2 separate regions of the Homo sapiens genome follow, and region 2 is linked to region 1. Evidence: chromatin loops called from intact Hi-C (ENCODE). Cell type or tissue: mammary epithelial cell. All regions are shown on one strand. Each heading gives the region's core, and the rest is flanking DNA. Links, peaks and the distances in the headings are about the cores only.

Region 1 (9,486 bases), core at 630-8,629:
AAAGAGGGTCAGGCAGAGAGGAATGCTGGGGTGGGTGAGCTTCTATTTTATATGGGGTAATCTGCGGAAATTGCTCGGATAAGATGCCATCAGAACAGAGACCTGAAGGAAGTGAAAAGTCATGCAAGTATTTGCAGAAGAGCATTTCAGGCAAAGGGAACAGCAGGAACAAAGGCCCTATGTGAGTTACAGTACTACTAACTGTCATGACAAACACATCCCCAAACTTCACAATAAGAGCACAGCACAGTAAATGTTTACTTCTTGCTCATGCTCCAGTTCAACATGATGTTGCTGGTTGATGGACAGCAGTCTTCATTTGGGTCCAGACATCCAAACAACTTCCATCTTGTGGCTTTCGCATTTCCAAGGGTCCCAAACTCCTCCCCAGTAAGTGGGCAGATGGGGAGTAGAGAAGGCACAGATGGTTCCTAAGACACCCCCTCCCCACACCCCCAGTAGGAGTGACTAGCACCACTTCGCGTCATGTTCTGCTGTGGAGAACCACTCCTCAGCCACACCTGAATGCTGAGGCATCTTGCTAGGCAGCTGCCTCCAGCAGCAAGGGCACACTATGATGGGCATTTTTGGTGGCAAGTGAGCCACCTCTGCCTCTGAGTGGAGACAGTGCCTGCCAGTTTGAGGCTCAGTGAGAAGGCTAGGATGGCCGGGGAAGCTGATATAGGGCCCTGCAGGCCACTTGAAGGCCTTTGGATTTTACTCTTTGTGAAATGGGAAGCACTTGAAGGGCTTTGAGTAAGGGAGTGACATGAAATGGCTTATGTTCCAAAGGGGCGTGCTCTGGCTGTGCTGAGGAGAATAGAATGCAGGAGGCCAGGAGGTAGACAGGTAGGCAGAAAGAAGGTAGGGCTGTCATGCAGGGGAGAGATGGTCATCTTGGCCAGGTGAGAGGGGAAAGGTCAGTGCCAGCCCTCCTACAGAGATAGGGCTGAGAACTCCAATTTAGTCCAACTCCTACCTTCTAAGCCAGGGGCCAATAAACTTTGTCTGGAAAGGGTCATCTATTAAGTACTTTAGGCTTGGCAGGCCATATGGCGTCTGCTGCAACTACTCACCTCTACTGTTGTCTCATGAAAGCAGCCATAAATCATGAGCGTGACTGTGTAAATGAATGAGCATGACTGTGTTCCAATAAAACTTTATTAACAAAAATAGGTGGTCAGCTGCAAAGTTTGCTGACTCCTGTTAAACCAGTCACAAATGGTGTTGGTCTTCTCTCATCACACATTTCTAGTCAAGGCATCAGTGGTGGCTGCAGAAAACAGCTGAGAACTCTGGACTTTGTCACTGCTTGAAGTTTGTGTGCCAGCCACTCCCAGTGAACTGAATTTCTTGTAGTAACACTTGTGGCATAAGAATGAATCACAGCTTCCCACTGTCTTTGAGCAAGTTCTCTCTTGACAAGGGAAATGGCTTTTGGCAAGACCTTTTCATTATAGTTCGGGCTCATCAGCTATTTGTCTATAACTAAATACCTTTATTATGTGTAATTAAGGCAGCAACTGAGAAAAGATGCAAATGTGTTCTGAAAAACCTGACTTTGCAGCAGCTGGGAGCTTTGCAACCTTTTAAAAGTGCAGGTTTAAACTGAAACACATTTGGCATGTGTCGAAGTAGGGAAAGGAGAGAAAAGCTAAACAACAGAATTAAAAAATAAGAGGGTTTTGTGCTCAGGAATTCATGCCATCTAGTGCTCACCCTGTGAGCTGAGCTGACTGCAGACACCAGGGAACATCCTCCCCACCAAGCCTGCCCTGCCCTCCACAATGGTCCCCTACCCCAGAGTGGAAAGTATTGTCGCAGTAGAAATATCACAAGCGGCCACTTTCAACTTCGGTTGGTATTTGCTTCTTCAGAATTTCTTCTGTCTCTTTGTATGGCTGGGCTGTATAATATATGAAGACAAGACAACTGGAAAACAGGAAAAGAGGCTAGGGCAAGAAAAAAGTTTCTCATCATCCCATTTGTGATGACGAATGAAAGTCAATAATGATCCATTCCTCTGGCACAGCATTGTCCAATAGAACTTTCTGTGATGTTGAAAATGTTCTATAGCTTTGCTGCCCAAGATGGTAACCACTAGCCACACACGACTACTGAGCTCTTGAAATGTTGGCAGCATGGTTGAAGAGCTGAATTTTAAATTTGACTTTGCTTTAATTAATTTAAATCTAAGTGTACACAGCTACGTGTGACCAGTGACACTGTATGGGACAGCACAGCTGCAGCGTGTTGGTTAAGATCCTGGCTCAGAAGTCAGATAAACACACGTTTCCATCCTGGTCCCTACTCACTAACTGTAATCAGGCAAGTTATGGCCACGTATCCTTGGCTCCCTCATTTTCAGGATGGGCACAATTGTGCCTACCTCGAGGAGCAGTTGTGAGGATGGGGTAACAGGGTGGAGATAAAGCACTTCACACAGTGCCTGGCAGAAGGTTAATGCTCAATAAATGTTCAGTGTTTGGTTATTTCCTAGGAAGCTCCTCAAAGGGCTCATACCACTCTCTAGACATTGCAGAGAGGTGGTCCTAAGACCTCAGTGCTGGTGTCTTCCCTGGAAGCTTCCCTTGTCCTAAGTGATATCACATAAAGTTGACTCAGGGGAGGACAAAGTTGGAGCAGAGGGAGAGTCAAAGGCCTCTAAACCAAACTTCTCACTACTTTTGAGACTTCCCTGGGGAAGTGAAGACTGCTAGTTGCTCACACAATGTTTGAGTGACCATGTGCCCTAATAAAAGACCGCAACTCCCAGGCTATCTTACAGTTAAGGGTGGTCAATAAGATGCAAGCAGACATTGTTAAATCTAAATGTACATTTCAGGACTTTCAGGAAGTCTTAAGAGGGGTCAGACAGTTTATATCTTCTCTCTTGTCTTTTGTCCCTTCACCTTTCCTCCTACTTCCTATGTGGAATTCAGACATGATGGCTGGAGCTCCAGCAGCCTTAAGGAAGTGTCTTTGAGGATGGGAGCCCTGTACTACTAATGATGGCAGAGCAAAAACAAAAGAGGCCTGGGTTCATGGACACCATGAAATCACGGTACCAACCTGGGCCTGCCCGCCTTCAGATTTCTTTTATATAAAAGAAACCACTTGTTTTGGTCTGTTTTGTACTGCTATAACAGAATACCTGAGACTGGGTAATTTATAAAGAACAGAGATTTATTTCTTGCAGTTCTAAAGCCTGGGAAGTACAAGGTACAGGGGCCTTCATCTGGTGAAAGGCTTCTTGCCGTGACATCCCATGGTGGAAGGTGGAAGGGCAAGAAAGCATGGACACGAGAGAGACCAGGAAGCAGTCCAAACTTATCCTTTTATCCAGGAACACGCTTCTGCGAGAAAAGCATTAATCTATTCACGAGGGCAGAGCCTCTTAAAGGTCCCACCTCCCAATAATGTTGGTTTGGGGATTAAGTTTCTAACACATGAACTTTGTGGGACACATTCAAACCATAGGACCTCCATACCATGTTTATTACTTTTGTTTTCTCTTATGTGTAGCAGCTATGAGCTAGTTATTTCTAAGCAGTGATTAATTCTACAAGTCCAGGTTATTATGGCATATAGTCAATGAAAGAAAGGGCTTGAGAAAATCAGTCCAGTCTTTATTCCTTCATCCTGCCTGCAGGGGGCGTCTAAGTCTGTGAACAACATTAGAGATACCTGTTCCAGTCAGTCTTTTTTTTTTTAATCGTTAAACCTGTTCATTATTTTTTTCTTCCATTGATCTCGTGTTCCAAAATATTGTGTTTCTACCGTCAGTTAAGTTTTGTTGGTGTTTTTGGTCATAAAAAACATTTAATAACCTGGGTGTGGTGATGCATGCCTATGGTCCTAATCCTAGCTACTTGGGAGACCGAGTCAGGAGGATTGCTTGACCCAGGAGTTTGAGGTTACAGTGAGCTATGATTGCACCACTGCACCGCAGCCTAAGCAATAGAGTAAGACCCTGTCTCAAAAAAATATATCAATAAATAAACAAAAAATAAACATTTAGCAACCATAGTGGATTTTGCTTTGTTTCGTTTTGTGGGCTGTCCAGCAGCTGATCTCCTTCTTATATTTGGGGAATTCTCCTAATAAAATAGAGCCTCTGATGGCCTAATACTTGTTGTCCCTGTCCTTCAGCAGCTGGACAAGGGCACACAAGGCTTAAGATTTACCAACTCTGCCGGGCACGGTGGCTCACGCCTGTAATACCAGCCCTTTGGGAGGCCAAGGTGGGTGGATCACGAGGTCAGGCATTTGAGACCAGCCTGGGCAACATAGTGAAACCCGGTGTCTACTAAAAATACAAAAAATTAGCCGGGCATGGTGGTGCATGCCTGTAATCCCAGCTACTCGGGAGGCTGAGGCAGGAGAATCACTCAAACCCGGGAGGCAGAGGTTGCGGTGAGCCGAGATCGTGCCATTGCACTCCAGCCTGCACAACAAGAGCAAAACTCTGTCTCAAAAAAAAAAAAAAAAAAAAAAAATTTGCCAACTGGATGGTCTCACCTGGGACTTTGCATCTGGAGCAAGTAACACAAAGCAGCAACCATGGTTTGGAATGCAGTCCACTGGGCAGTGACATCCCATGTCCTGGTGGTTCCAGTGGGTCGGTGTCTGGTGTCCAGTGGTATCCCAACCATGCCGCTTCTGTGGTGTGACCTTGGCTGAGCTCTTCATTGCTCAGCTTTTCCTGGCTACTGCGCATATCCAGAGTCTGGTCTTCCTGTCTTTTCATTTGCTCTGGAGCTGGCAGACATTTTCCCAAAGCAATTATTTTCTGCTTAAGTCAACTAGACTTGGTTTCTATTGCATGCAGCCAAGAATCTTGATGGATACACATGCTAAGCAACATGATTTTATCTATGATACCTGCAGAGTTGACATCATTCAACCAGAGCAAGAGACAGTGTTCATATTAGGCAACATAGCCTTAACTGGCAACACATGCACTTTCTTTTGAGCTTTTAAAAACATTGCTCCATTGCTATCATTGTAGACCCCCAAGGAGAAGGTACCCCAGCCTCCTGGAAACCACTGATATCATTGTATATCCTAATATTACAGATGAGAAAATGGAATCTCAGAGAGTTGAAGTGAATTGCTCCATGTGTCAGGCTATAGAAAGAATTTCTCAATGAGGGTCATTAGCCATTCATTCATGCACTACTCCTGGCCTGTGGAACTCAGAGTCAGGTAGGAGAGATGGGTGATTCTTGGGGAAACAAAAAGGATCCAAATAACATGGAAACGAGCAGGTTAGGATATTCAGAAAGAGATATTTAAATGATAATGAAAACAGAAGGGATGTAACTTAAGCTTCAAGAACTCAAGCATAGTGATAAAAGCAGGGACACAGCAAGATGGCCATGAACGCTGCACATGTTCACCTCTGCAGATGAGAAAGTCAGCCCAGACAAGACACGGTTCTAGAGGCATGAATCCAAGAAGTTTGGTAGAAAGCTGCCACAGCCAGACAGTAAAGTCAAAATATGCTTGTGTTCTCCTTTAAGAACATGTGATGCAAAAACATCTGAACTTGCAAAATAGATTTTTGAGAGTATTATTTTCTTTAAAAAGGACTCTTTGCTTTAAAGACAAGAAGACATCTATTTTTTAAGTTGCAGTAATTTTTTCTTAGCTTACTTATTGTCCACAACAACATATTGAGAGAAGGCATTTTTGTCCCCATTTCATGGATTAGAAACTGGGGCTCAGGTAGATAAAGTCACCAGTAAAGGTCACACAGCTTGTAAGAGGAAGACCCAAAGGTCCTGTGTTTCCTGTTCTACCAAGCCACCTCCCACAGAGTGACTTTAAATAATGAACATCTGAAATGCATTTGGAAGGCACTTCTAATTGAAGAGACTCAATTTACAGAGATTAGATTCGCACACAATTTTGAGAACACATCCATCGCACAAAGCATTATGCAACAATATAAGGATAAATGCCATGGATCGCATGCAAAAAAGAGGAAAATAATAGAGGAAGCGCAGTTAATTAATGCAGTAGGAACTGAAACACTACAGGAGCAGATGAACATGCACTCCCAGAATATGATACAATAAGCGGCTTCATTAGGAAGACAATTTATGTGGTAGGAAAGATAATAGCAAGAGAAAGAGGAAAATGTAAAAACAAATTAGTCTACTAGAAAACAGTGATTTGAAGATATTTTATAATGATTGATTTGTAAGAAATCTCTCTGCAATAAACATCAGTGGAACACTTGCTTTTAGAGATCTTAAAAAATAGGTCAGTATCTCTGGGTTAGACAGGTTTAGGTGTGATTTTCCTCTGCAAGGAAATGAACCAGCTGGGTATTTTCAAAGGCTCTCTTTAGTTTATGATTCTAAGGTTCCACTTATGGGAGCTTTCTATGACTGTCATTTTTTAAAGCTGGTTAACTCAGTGGCTTTATTTTTCTTCCCCCTCTAAATTCCCTACAGGGCTTTAACTAAATCAGACCACATTTGGAGTCTTATGTTGCTTTCTGGGCACCACATTTTAAAAGGGATGTTGACCTACTCTCCCTCCAGAGAATGGAACCAAGACAAATGAGTGGAAGTTGCTCAGAGATAAATTTCAACTCAATACAAGAAAACCCTGTCTCCTTCTATCAGAGTCCTCTGACAATGGAACCGGCTGCTTTTTGAGACAGTTTGCTGTTAGGATTGGAAACACTAAAGCAGAGGGTATTTGAACTACTGTCAAAACTGCTCTGGAAAAGATTTTTTTTTTACTAAGTTTCCTTCCAATTTCAACGCTTTATGATTGATTGATCATGTAACTCTTCAATATGTTTTTGCCAAGTCGAAGCTCCTTTCAGTTCTTTTATCTTAATTGTTAGCCTCTCCTCCTCCCCACCCCCATCCCCAAAAGTTAGCAAACACAATACAGAATGACCAAAGTTAAAACACCAAGGCCACATTGTCTGACAGTGCCACGTCCCTCCATTGGGGGAGCTGGACATGACATGGCCTGTTGATTATCAAAGTATCAGTTTCTGGGTCAATCAGGGTGATGGTGGCAGCACTGGTACCTCCAATGGCCCTTGGGCAGGTCTACATGCAAGAACAAGGGGAGCTGAGGGTTGGGTAAGGCTCACCACGGGTCCTCTTCTAGGGCTTTCCATCCTGGTTAGTGCATCCCCATCCAGACACGTGATTCCAAACCCCAAGGTGTCCCTTTTGATACCTTCCTCTCCATACCCTGACTCCACACCATCATATTCAGCTCATCACTACATCCTGCCCATTTTCTTTTCCATCTTCACCGCCTCTGCACTAATCTGAGCCCCAGGCTCATCTGTCACCTGGACCTGTATTCACATCACATGGCCCACTCCAATTTATATACACATCGAAACCTGAGTAATTTTTTAAAAATTCGAACCTACCCTGTCACCTGCTACTTAGACCTCTCAGCAGCTTCCCATTGCTGCTGAGATAGAGAATAGGACTTGGCCTCCTTGGCCCTGCCTTCCCTGAGCCCATGTACTTCCCCAGCTACTCCCTGTAGCCAGTCACTGTCAGAAAGGCCACCAGCATTACCTATTGCTTTGGGTAAGCACTGTCCTCACATTTCAGTTTTCTTTTGTAATGCAATTAAGGGAGATGAGAGTGGCCTAATCCTTGATGTTAGCCAAAAGTTGAACCTATTCCTACAACTCTCTCTCTAGCAAGAAATATCTGAATTATGAGGGAATATTAGGCAGGCAGAGGGTTTAGCTGGAAAGATTTAGAAAGAAAAAGGAATGATTTACATGCTGGATACTACAGGCTATTGGTGCCTCTTGGCCTCTGCGCATGGGCTTCCTGCTGTCTAAAGAGTGCACCTTTGCCAGTTGTCAAAATTCTAGTCATCCTTCAGGAGCAAGCACAAGAAACTCTTAGAAGCCTTCTTCACTGGCCTACTGGAGCAGCGCTGCTCACTCCTCCTCTGAGCTGGCAAGGCACCTTGTCCATACATCCACCATTATTGTGTGCACCACACCATATTGCAAAGATGTGTGTGTGTGTGTGTGTGTGTGTGTGTGTATGTCTCCTTCCTGGGCTGTGAGTTCACTGAGAGCAGCACTGAATCTCACATCTTTGTATCCCCAGTGCCTGTTGTAGAACAGGGCTGTATGAGTAAGGACTTTTGGTTGCAAGTTACAGAAATCAACGTGATCTCCCCTCAAGCAAAAAAAGGACAAGCCATTTTAGTTCCCTCAGCATGCTCTGTATTTCCTTCCATTTCTCATGAAGATGACAATCTTGTTGGTGTGCTTTTCATAGGGAAGAGCTCAACAGATGTGCACCAAACACAGGGTGGTGAGCACTGGAGGCAGAAGCAGAGAGAAGGAATGGGAAGGGAGGGGTGATGCGGAAGCCCAGTGGAACCTGCCTCTCTGTTTATCCTGGAGCAGTCACGATGGCTCCAAGGTCACCATTCTCTGAAGACCCTGGCCTGGCTCTCCTTCCCATTCTCCCCTCCTCGCTCACTGTCTTTCCCCAGAAAGTGGGGAAGTTCTGTCAATTGGTTGCGCTCAGAATTTCAGGCATCCTGCCCACCAGCCCAGTGCCAATGAGGGGCTGGGCTGTTCCCTGAGCCCATGGCGTCCCAGGAAGTTGCCTGCAGAGTTTGAGGACCACAGGGTGCAGAGACCTCCTCCCTGCCAGCGTCTACTTAACTCTTCTCTCAAGTTGTTCTTACTTTTTTTTTTTGGTCCTTACTCTTTAATTGCTCAATTTCTTTCCTTTGTTTTCCTAGTTAAAGGCTAACAAAAAATGAATTGGATATTTTAGTCATTTGTGGTCATCATTAATTTCATGGTCCTCTGCATTAATTAAGTCTTATTTCCTCTCCATAATCTTCTTTCCTCCTGATATTTGTAAAAGCACATCTTATTCTCCTTATTTGCTTTGGCTGGCGTGATCTAATTCTGATTTTTCGCCACCCTTATCTTTTCCTGGGAAGCTTTAACTGATGCAGCATATCCTCGTTTAATTCTTTCCCTTTTTCTCAGCAGACAGGAGAGTATTTCTTTCTCCATAGATTTCCTACCAGTCTTTGGGAGAAGTTGTGCTGATTAGATTTTGCCTCTCCTTTAGGAGTCCTGGGCTGGGGCCGGGCACGGTGGCTCATGCCTGTAATCCCGGCACTTTGGGAGGCTGAGGTGGGCGGATCACTTGAGGCCAAGAGTTTGAGACCAGCCCTGGCCAACATGGTGAAACCCTGTCTCTACTAAAAATACAAAAATTAGCCAGCCGTGGTGGCGCACACCTGTAATCCCAGCAACTCGGGAGTCTGAGACAGGAGAATCACTTGAACCCAGGAGGTGGAGGCTGCAGTGCACTGTGATCACTCCACTGCACTCCAGCCTGGGCAACAGAGTGAGACCCTGTCTCAAAAAAAAAAAAAAAAAGTCCTCGGCTGGGCTTCCCCTCCTTTCCACAGGCTCCTCCCCTGAAACCAAATCACCCAGGT
Region 2 (9,486 bases), core at 732-8,731, 79 kb before region 1:
ATCACTGAAGTTTTTGTCACCCAAAGTTTTACTTTGAAATATAGAACATTTCATTTTTTTCCCACACACCTCGCATCTGATTTTTGATTTTTAACATGTGCATGGATTACCTCTTATTAGAAAAAAAAACACGAAATTTTTTGGTAAAAGAATTATCCTTAAGTGGGTATTTTTTCCCTAAGTCTGAAATGACTTAGTAAGGATAAGAGGTCAAATCATATGCTTTGTAGTGAAACTGGAACTATGATGAATAACATTAGAATTCTGGATGCCTTCCAGCAGCTGGAACAGGGCAGACCTGAGGCGGGAGTCCCCACGCTTAGGGGAAGGGGCTCAGGCACTGGGAGTCGGTCAGGGCTCCCAGAATGTAAAAGATACACATGAAAGAAACAAACAGTGGGACTCGGGCCAGAGCAAAATTTGGCCTAGAACGGAGCTAAAAACTGTCATAGTGGTGGGAAGAAGCAGATTGGTTCAACAGGGTAACCAAATGTGAAAAAGAAAAGCCTCACAAGAATTAAAATTGATGGTTGGAACTGGGCGCTCCGAGGCTGTGGGCCGGTGTCCTGCCCTGAAGAGCTTGGCTGCCAGCAGGTGCAGCGCTGCCCTGGGATACCAGCTCCTGGGATGCGCTGTAGTATCATCAATCACCGCTGCTGCTCGCTGGGACTTGGAAGCACACAGTAGTAGCAGATGTCAGCAGGGGGCCACCAGGGCCACCTGCCAGTGAGCCCACTGCTTAGCTGAGTCATGGTCAGGTTTCTCTGCAGATTGTTGCCTGAAAATATTTCACCACCTGGAACCTCCCTGTCCCACCCATCTTCACTTGCAATACTCACTCCCCTCACCTCTGCCCCTAAAGCAATTATTCATTAACCACAGGGATCCACCATCCAGGAACAAAAGAGGCTGCAAAGCTCTATCTATGCCTGCACTTCTTGGTCCAAAAGGCGCAGGGGGATGGGGGAGAGGCACCAGGGTCATGGTGCAGGCTCCGCTGTTGAGTCTCATTCCCCAAACACAATGTGACAGGTATCAATAGTTCTGGAGTTGATCATTTCACAGAAAGGAAACTGCTATCAACCTGTCTGAGGCCACACAGCTAGTCCTGGATAAAGTGACTTAAAGAACCCAGGTCTCTGATTCCCAAATCAGTGCTCTTACCCCTCCCACGCCACCTCTCTCTTCTAAAGATCCACCCAACGGAACTGCCCCAGGGCTGGTATCCCAGCTACTTCTCCATTCATGCCGCAGGTCAATGATTCAGGGCGGACACTCCTCAAGTGACCTTCAGAGGCCCTGACTCACTCCTCCGACAGTCGTTTGTGTCTGGACTCCCAGCTGCTCCTCAGCAGCTCTGTCCTCCTTTGTACATTTATTACTGTCAGCCTGAGGCTAGCAGGAGGTCTCAATGCCTGGTGATCTGAGGCCAGCCTGTGGCCAGCCTGTCCCAGGCCCTCCCAGTCCCGTGAGGTCCTCCTGGGGATGCAGGCACAGCGACTGACAAGGATGAGGAGCAGAAGGGCAGGTGGCTTCCTGGGTGTGAGCTTGGCCTTCTGCCACGCCCATGCTCAGGTGTCTACGGGCACGTCTTGTGTTGTCACAGGTGTAGAAAGGGCTTTGACATGCGACAGATCCTCCGATCCCTGTGAAAGAGGGATCATTGTTTCTATTCTACAGTGAGGATGCTGAAGTCCAGAAAGGTCAGGTGACTGATGAAAGGTCATAAAATTAGCAGGAATCAGGGAAAGGGCAGGAAAGCAGAGCTTCCAGTTGCAAGGTCAGGACTCTTCAGCCCAGCAGGCGAGTTTGCCAGCCAGTCTATGCCCTGGTCTCTGCCCTCCCCAAACACGTGCACCAATTTGGAGGGGCTGCTCCCAGCACGCATGCTGCAAGATAAACTTCAGTGCTCAGCCCTCTCACTGTGACAATCCCTTAGAAAGGGGTCCCACGCTGTCCATCTGGGCCCCTACACCAAAGAACACCTAATTATCAGTGGTCCCCACTCAGGAAACGTGCCCACAAATAAAGACAAAAGTAAACCCAACTACACATTCCTCAAAATCCTCCTCTCCATTTCACAGAAACACCACAGCAGAGCAGAACTGCAACCTGATAGCATCCCTGTCTGGTTTTGGCTCTTTCAAAACATCAGGGACCTCACAGGAAAACAATGCAGAAAACTGCAGTCATTTGGCCGCTTGTTAAGGAGAGCCCTGAGCAGCAAGCTCCAGACGGGAGATGCGCCATATAACAGCAGCAGTTCCACACAGCCCTGCACAGCAGGAATTCAGCCTCTGGCAGCCGTGATGATGCTGAGGCAGTGTCCCCACTGCCCCAGTGGCTTCTGCATGCAGGTTCATTTGGGACAGGACACCTCTAACTCCATCTCTGGCCAGGAGCCAGCATAGTAGGTGCCGTGAAAGCCAGGAAGCGAACTGCACAGAATGGACTGTTCCAGTGTCCATGGGCTGCAAGTGGGTCCCACGTCACCCACAGGTGAATCTTAATTATGAACCAAGGTGACAGCAGAGAGGATGGGCAGCAAAGGAGGGTGTGTGTGGCGATCAGCCATCAGAGGAGGCGGCCCTGTGTGATGAAAGGACCTCCTCAGGAAACCTCCCCACCAGCAACTGGCTCCAAATGGTCAGACTTCCCAAGAAATTCCTGTGAAAAGGACAGGCTCAGGGCATGTGAATGTGATAGTCAGCAATTCCCACCTCAGCAGCCAGTGACACTACGATATAGGGAAAAGAACCTAGATTAGGCATCAAAAGTACCCGGTCCCCTTCATACATGGCTGGTGGGGAGGTAGGATGGTGCAGCCACTTTGGAAAACAGTCTGGTAGTTTCTTTCAAAGTTACCAAATGACCCAGCAATCCCACTCCTAAGTATTTACCCAAGAGAAATAAAACCTGTGTCCACACAAAGACTTGTACACATCCTAATAGCTGTATTCATAGTAGCCCCAAACTGGAAACAACCCAAATGCCCATCAGTTTGTGAAGAGATGGACAAAATGTGGTATATCCATAAAACGGAACACTACTCAGCAATAAAAAGGCGTGAACTAGATATACACAAGAACATGGAGGGATCTCAAAAGCACTGTGCTGAGTGAGAGAAGCCAGATTCAAAGGGCTACACACTGTAGGATGCCATGTGCATCACATTCTGTACAGTGCAAAACTGTAGTGGCAGGATTCAGGTCCCCTGAGGCTGGGGTCCTGGAGGCAGGAAAGGGGCTGGTAGCAAGAAGGCACAAGGGAACTTTTTGGGGACAGAGGAATGGTCCATATTTGATAGGTGGTGATTATGTGGCTGCTCATGTTTGTCAACAAAGAATTACATATTTTAAACTGGTGAGTTCCGTTGTATGTAAGCAAATTATACCACAATGAAGCAAATCTTTAAAACACTAGGTTCCTTTTCCTTATCTAGAGCTCAAAGTAGTGGCCCATGCTGGCTATGACTTGGAGAAATCACATAAGCTTACTGGGTCTCAACTGCTTCATTTGTACAGGTGGCTGCATAACACTCCCCGGGCAGGGGAACTGTAGGGAGGAAATCAGAAAATGTGAGTGAACACACAGAGCAAGCAACACATAGGCCTTCCCCAAATATCCACTTCTGTTTTCTTTCCTCAGTGTGAGTAAGTGGCTCTAATGATCCACAAACCTTCCAACCAGCCAAGTCAAGGACCAGCAGGAGGACTCAGGAAAGTACTGAAATGCTGGGGAGAACCAGGACAGCGGCTGAGCACAGCCAGACAGGGAGGGCAGCCTGGTGGGGCCCTGGAAGCCATGGACGCGACTGCGCTGGGAGTGGGGATGGGAGGTAGCAGGAGTTGGTGGGTGGGGCACAAAGTGGGAGCCAGGGCCGAATTGCTGCTGATTTGACCATTTTGCAAAAGGCCAGCCTGGCTGTGGCCTCAGGCCTCTCACTTCCTCTACCCTAATGAGGGGTCATAGAAGTGCCTTCCCACAACTGCAGCATCTCCCTCCACATTTGGGCTCAAATACAGAGTGGGGCCGGAGACAGAAAAAGTCTCCGTGACACACTGTGATTTGTTTCTGCACCGTGTGAACCCTTGGCTCTGTGACACGGAACACAAGTTTCAGCAGTTCCTGTCACTTCCCACAGGCGAAACAGACAGAGCCTTCTTTTGTCCGGCTTCTGGTGAAACGCCATTATCGTTATTTTTAGGAGGAAGATGGAGAATTGGGGGGGGTCCACACAAAGAGGATGGATTCAGAAGACTTCCAGGAACCTTAAAAGCCTTGGAAACTAATTGTGCCAGTTCTTTTTGATGTCTAATTTTACTCCAAAAGTTCCTCTCAGCACAATATATTAATACTTATCAGCCAAGAGAAGGTTAGGTTTTGGCTCACAAACAGTCAAGGAGAGAATCTCCTTAATTCATTGAGAAGGCAGAAGATGGCGTTAAAGAGTATTCATAGGTAACTAAGATTGCCAGAGGGAGAATCGAGTGAGTTGTCAGCGGTGAAATACAGAGGAGGTAGAGAGAGCTACACTGAGACAACAAAGGCAGCTTAAGGGAACAAAGCCAGCTAAGGGAACAAAGCCGGGGTCCCTCAGGTCTGTGGCCACCGGCTACAGCCAGGACAGCCTGGTAGCTGAAGAGCACGTCCTTGCCTGTTACATGCCTGTGTTTCAAGTGATGCTAACTTGCTAATGCAGATGTCTCCCCAAACCCTGCCCCTGGCTCACCACCCAGTGAGCAATCACTCACTTTCCCCAGGACACCTTCAGGGAGGTACTCTGCCAGCACCGCACACTTAAACGGCTAATGCAGGTTCTTCTCTCAGACGCAGCACAGTTCCTGAGATGACGTCAGCGCTGCTTGCTGAAAGCACCAGGCAAGGAGGCAAAACAAAGGAAATCCTAAAGAGCAGGCGAGAGAACAGTGGAACTGGCAGAGAGAGGCACTGGTGCAGATGGAGAGGGCAGCAATAAAAACTGGGGGACACTTAGAGGCAAAGGTATGGCAGGTGACAAAAAAGATGAGGCTGAAGGTCAGGAGAGACCCAGGCAGCGATGCCCAAATGACCGGCTGAGGAATCACCTCACTGCTGCCGATGCCCTTGACAGCGATGTCTGAGGCTGGCGTGAGTGCTCCATGCTCAGAGATACCTAGAACCCAGCTACAATGGCCTTATCAGACTGAAACAAGAACACCAAGATATTCCAAGGGAGGTGACAATGGGGTCCAAAGGTCGTGCCTTTATGGCTCGCAACTATGTGCTGAGTGTGGCCCAAATTCCAGCTCCAAATGGTCACACCATGTCTACAGCCAATCAGCTGACCGGGGTGGCAACCCCTGGCTCTGCTCAACAATAATGACAACCACCATTTATTGAGCCCTTACTATGTGCCAGACCGATGCTAAGTGCTTTCCTCAGATGTTTCCATTTAACTCTTAAAATCACCCTAATGAGTATTTCCTATTATTTTACAGATGAGGAAATGAGAGTTTAGAAAAGTAACTTGCAAAATCATACTGCTGGCTCCATAACAAATGTTGATTGAATGTTGTCTGGGCGGACAGAGGCAAGGATGACCGGAACAAGACAAACAAACGAAAGGCCGACTGACAGACCACTCGGGTAGCACTTTTTCTGGGATTAAGCTTAGACCTTGTAGGCCTATCAGCCAGAAGCAGTGTGTAAAATAAGAGCAGCTGACTGGGCACGGTGGCTCACGCCTGTAATCCAAGCACTTTGGGAGGCCAAGGCGGGCGGATCACCTGAGGTCAGGAGTTCAAGACCAGCCTGGCCAACATGAAGAAACCCCATCTCTACTACAAATACAAAAATTAGCTGGGTGTGATGGCACACGCCTGTAATCCTAGTTACTCGGGAGGCTGAGGCAGGAGAATCGCTTGAACCTGGGAGGCAGAGGTTGCGATAAGCTGAGATTGGGCCACTGCACTCCAGCCTGGGCGACACAGCAAGACTCCCTCTCAAAAAAAGAAAAAAAAGAGTGGCTACCCAAGAACGCAACAGCAGCAGCAAACACTGATCTGATGACACCCCAGTTTTGTAGAAGAGGAAGGAAAAATAAGAATGTCAACTCTCCATTCAACAGAGAAACAGTGCCACCACTGTCTTTAAATTTTCAAACTTATCAAGAAAAGCTCCAGAGAGGACAATGCCAGCAATGCCGGCTGTCTCCCAAGTCTGAAGGGTTTTCCTCTGGGTATTAGGAGTTGAGGTGTTCGGTTAGAGAAGAAACAGGATGCACGGGAGATCACACACAGAGTAAGAGGTGCCTCTCAAATGCCTTTCCCACGTGTCTAACTCTGCTTTGTTTAAAGCACAGTCAGACCCGCCATCTGCACTTTTACCTGCTGCCTGACGAAAACCAGATGCCAAAGCCAAAGGCCTCCCAGCACTCACAAGGCCCTTTGCCCTTAGGAAAACACCATGATTCAGCCAGGCAAGATTGATGCAACACTGTAACAAAGCGTGTGCAAAGTGCCTAGCTCCGGACTGCTTGCAGAAAAGGCACATTTTGACTCTTCTGAGAGTGGGAAAGATTTGAAAGATGGGATTTGCACCTTATTCCTATTCAGGTCTGGAGATCTGGAACTTCTTCCTGAAGCTCCATGTTTAGCCAGATAATTGAGACACTCCACCTGGTCACCACTGGACCCCAGCCACCCAAACATTCTCCTCTGCAAGGCACTTGGCATTCTGGTGCCTGTGGAGAGAGCAGCCTTCTCACCAGCACAGCTCATGAACAAGGATGCCCTTCCCTGGACAGCCAAGATGTAAACCTGCCCCCAGAAACACTGAGAGTCCTAGAGGTAGAATGAGTCAGCCAGCAAGCTCCAGCCCATTGACAGCAGACCCCTGAGCAAATCAAGTCAGGAGAAGGTAGACAACTGTACCATGAAGACCACATACCACCCAGACCCAACACAAATAGCTGTCAGCACTGCCACCCATTACAGCTTCAGATCTCGCTTCTACCAGGATTTCCCAGCTGAGCAAGAACCGTCAAAGTCTGGTCCTGGAAGGACAGCCCTCCCCGTCTTGGCAGCCACACTTTCTGGCCCTAGCCCAAGGCTGCTGTGGCATGGAAGGAATCAATGGAGGAATACATGGCTCTTCCCTGGTTCCTTCCTCTCCCACTTCATTGACTAACGCTAGTCACATGGCCCCAACTGAACTGTGAGGGAGGCTGGAAAATCTGGAGTATGTGCATGTCTAGTGAGTTGCCTCTACCACATCCTCTTAACCCTTGGCCTCTCATTCCCAAAGTCTAGCCCTATTTTCAAATGAATTCAACGCCTCATTACTTAGATCTTTCCTCATTACCTCAAAGCCATAGTGGCAAAAGGCAAACAGCATCTTCCTAAAATCTTCCTCTTCCTAAAATCTTCCTCTTCCATCTTCCTCCCCTAGATATCCATCTTACCCTTCTTCACCAGTTAATTTATTACAATCTTCCTTTGACAGCTTCACTCCCTCCCCGCACTGCTATCAACTCAAATGTGAGTTATTCCAGTAGCTTGAACTTGTCACTGGCCTTTTACTTTCTTCCCCTTCCAAAGAACCTGGTACCCAGCTACTTAATCCTTATCCTTCTTCCCAAGGCCCACTTTCATTCCTTTCTCCCCTGTTCATAAGCCTGTAATACTTTTCCGGCTGCATAAGTCACGTGTCACCATATAAACTCACAATTTGAGGTGCTCTAGAATCTGTCCGTGGAATTAGTCAGGACATAATCTCCCTGTTTTTTGGCAGCGCCACATCCACACCTGTCTTCACAGGTTTGCTCATGCCACCATTCCTTTCCCCAGAACGCCCTTCTGCTCCTCCCACACAAATCCTAATCCTACCTCAGGATCCATTTCAAATACAATCTCCTCACTCAACTCTTTCCTACCAACTTGCTTTCCCCTCTCCTTTCTGCCTTACCACAAAGCTAAGCTCTGTCTCTGAATAATGTGCTTTTTGATGATAATCTGAATGGTACAAGAAGAAATCCTGTTTCATGCTCCTTTGAGGGAGTGTCTAACATAGGTTAGACACTATAAGTAGTAGAAAATTCCAACTCAACTGGCTTCAACAGTGAGGACAAAATGTATGGAGATTGGACTGTTCAGTCTTCAGGGGCTTGGCCCTCAGGGTTTTTCCCATCTCTTCCCGTCTGCTGGCCTCAACAAACCTGCTTTCCTCATTGCAACAAGATGGCTGCTTCATGTCCGAGAATCTAGTGAAAGAAGCTGTCCCTTCTGCATTTCCTTTTACAATGAAAAACATCTTTCCCAGAATCTCCCAGCAGACTTCTCATACCTCAGTGGCCAAAACCATGTCACACGCCCATGTCTAAATTACGGGCCTCCAGGATGGGCTCAGCTCAATCAGCACGTACCCTAGAGCTGGAGGCAGGGTCACCTTTCCTTGAGTGGCATGTGGGAGAGGTGTGGCATCCAACCCAACTGGGTCCTGCCAACAGGAAGAGAAAAGAAGAGCCACTGTAGGTAACCAATCACGTCTACCACAGGCAGGGACCAATACCACATATCTGTGTTTCCCCTCACTTGCCACCCCCATCCTGTGCTGGCAGATAAGGATGCTCAACAAATAGCTGTGGAACTACAAATTATCCTGTGGGTGTGAGAAAAGAGTGTGCATTATAATAGGGTGCTACAATTGGACATGTGTGCACAGAAAATGGAAAAAGAGCCATGAAATCCAAACAGATGCAAAAACGTTCTTAACACAGAAGGTTTGGGAAGCTCTGATCTAAGCCCTAGCCTGGGCCCTACTCCCAGTTCCACAGATAGGGAGCAGGCCCCAGGCCAGAGTGCTGGGCTTCTCCCAGCGGGATCCAGCTGGGGCCTTCTCCTCAGTTCAACCCTTGCCTCTGAGGACCAGTGGTCTACAGTCCAGCCCACAACCCTTCAGACAGAAGTTCCAGGCACAAAAAGGAAGCTCACAATAAGGAACGCCCATGCCTAGCCATAACTGAGCACATCACAGACTCACACAAATCTGTGGAATGAGTGCATGATCTCATGAGCTCTGGTCTGGAAAAGTAAGTCTCCCTACACTAAGACTTAAAGGGAAGGCTTCTTTGGCTATGCCAGTATCTCTTTCCTGCCTCTTTCTTCTTCAGGCCAAATGGCTCCTATCCCTGCCTTCCATCTTAGCTTTCCAGCATACTCTTCCCAGGTTCTTTGGGCTACTGACAAGCACTCCAGACCCAAATACACATGCTCCCACCTGAGGCTGGGAAATGTACCAAGAACTGCATAGAAAATATACTGGACAAAAGGCACTCCAGTCTCACAGATATCCAGTCCCACAGTCTATATCACAGATCACCAGTTTTAGCTGTTTGAAGTTTTAGAATTCCTTTTCAAATACCATAGCTAGCATTTCTTTGGCTAGAGAAAACTGTGTTAAATGCAGCCTACCATAGGATCGTTGATTACAACATGCATTCAACAT

The links. A loop is a pair of places that touch in the nucleus more often than their neighbours do. Peaks named below come from ENCODE experiments on the same cell type or tissue, not always from the same donor. Only the 100,000 strongest peaks of a DNase experiment are listed, where the experiment ranks them.
Region 2: a loop joins it to region 1, with 3 times the contacts of the local background. A loop is called at or near these places in 1 of 110 quality-filtered maps.

What each region holds. Positions count from the first base shown.
Region 1 is chr1:116,721,293-116,730,778 of GRCh38, forward strand. No RefSeq gene overlaps it. Among named protein-coding and RNA genes, the nearest start is that of CD2, 28 kb to the right of the region's middle. In mammary epithelial cell, for the core only: CTCF peaks have their summits at 1,732 (motif pointing left) and 3,650 (motif pointing right); a DNase peak (open chromatin) is centred at 1,369; H3K27ac peaks cover 445 bases.
Region 2 is chr1:116,642,118-116,651,603 of GRCh38, forward strand. The region is part of intron 2 of IGSF3 (immunoglobulin superfamily member 3); the gene reads right to left. Among named protein-coding and RNA genes, the nearest start is that of IGSF3, 21 kb to the right of the region's middle. RefSeq lists enhancers at 82-767, 768-1,451, 3,341-4,072, 4,073-4,803, 4,804-5,534. In mammary epithelial cell, for the core only: a CTCF peak has its summit at 4,453; a DNase peak (open chromatin) is centred at 4,834; H3K4me3 peaks cover 239 bases; H3K27ac peaks cover 845 bases; H3K27me3 peaks cover 120 bases.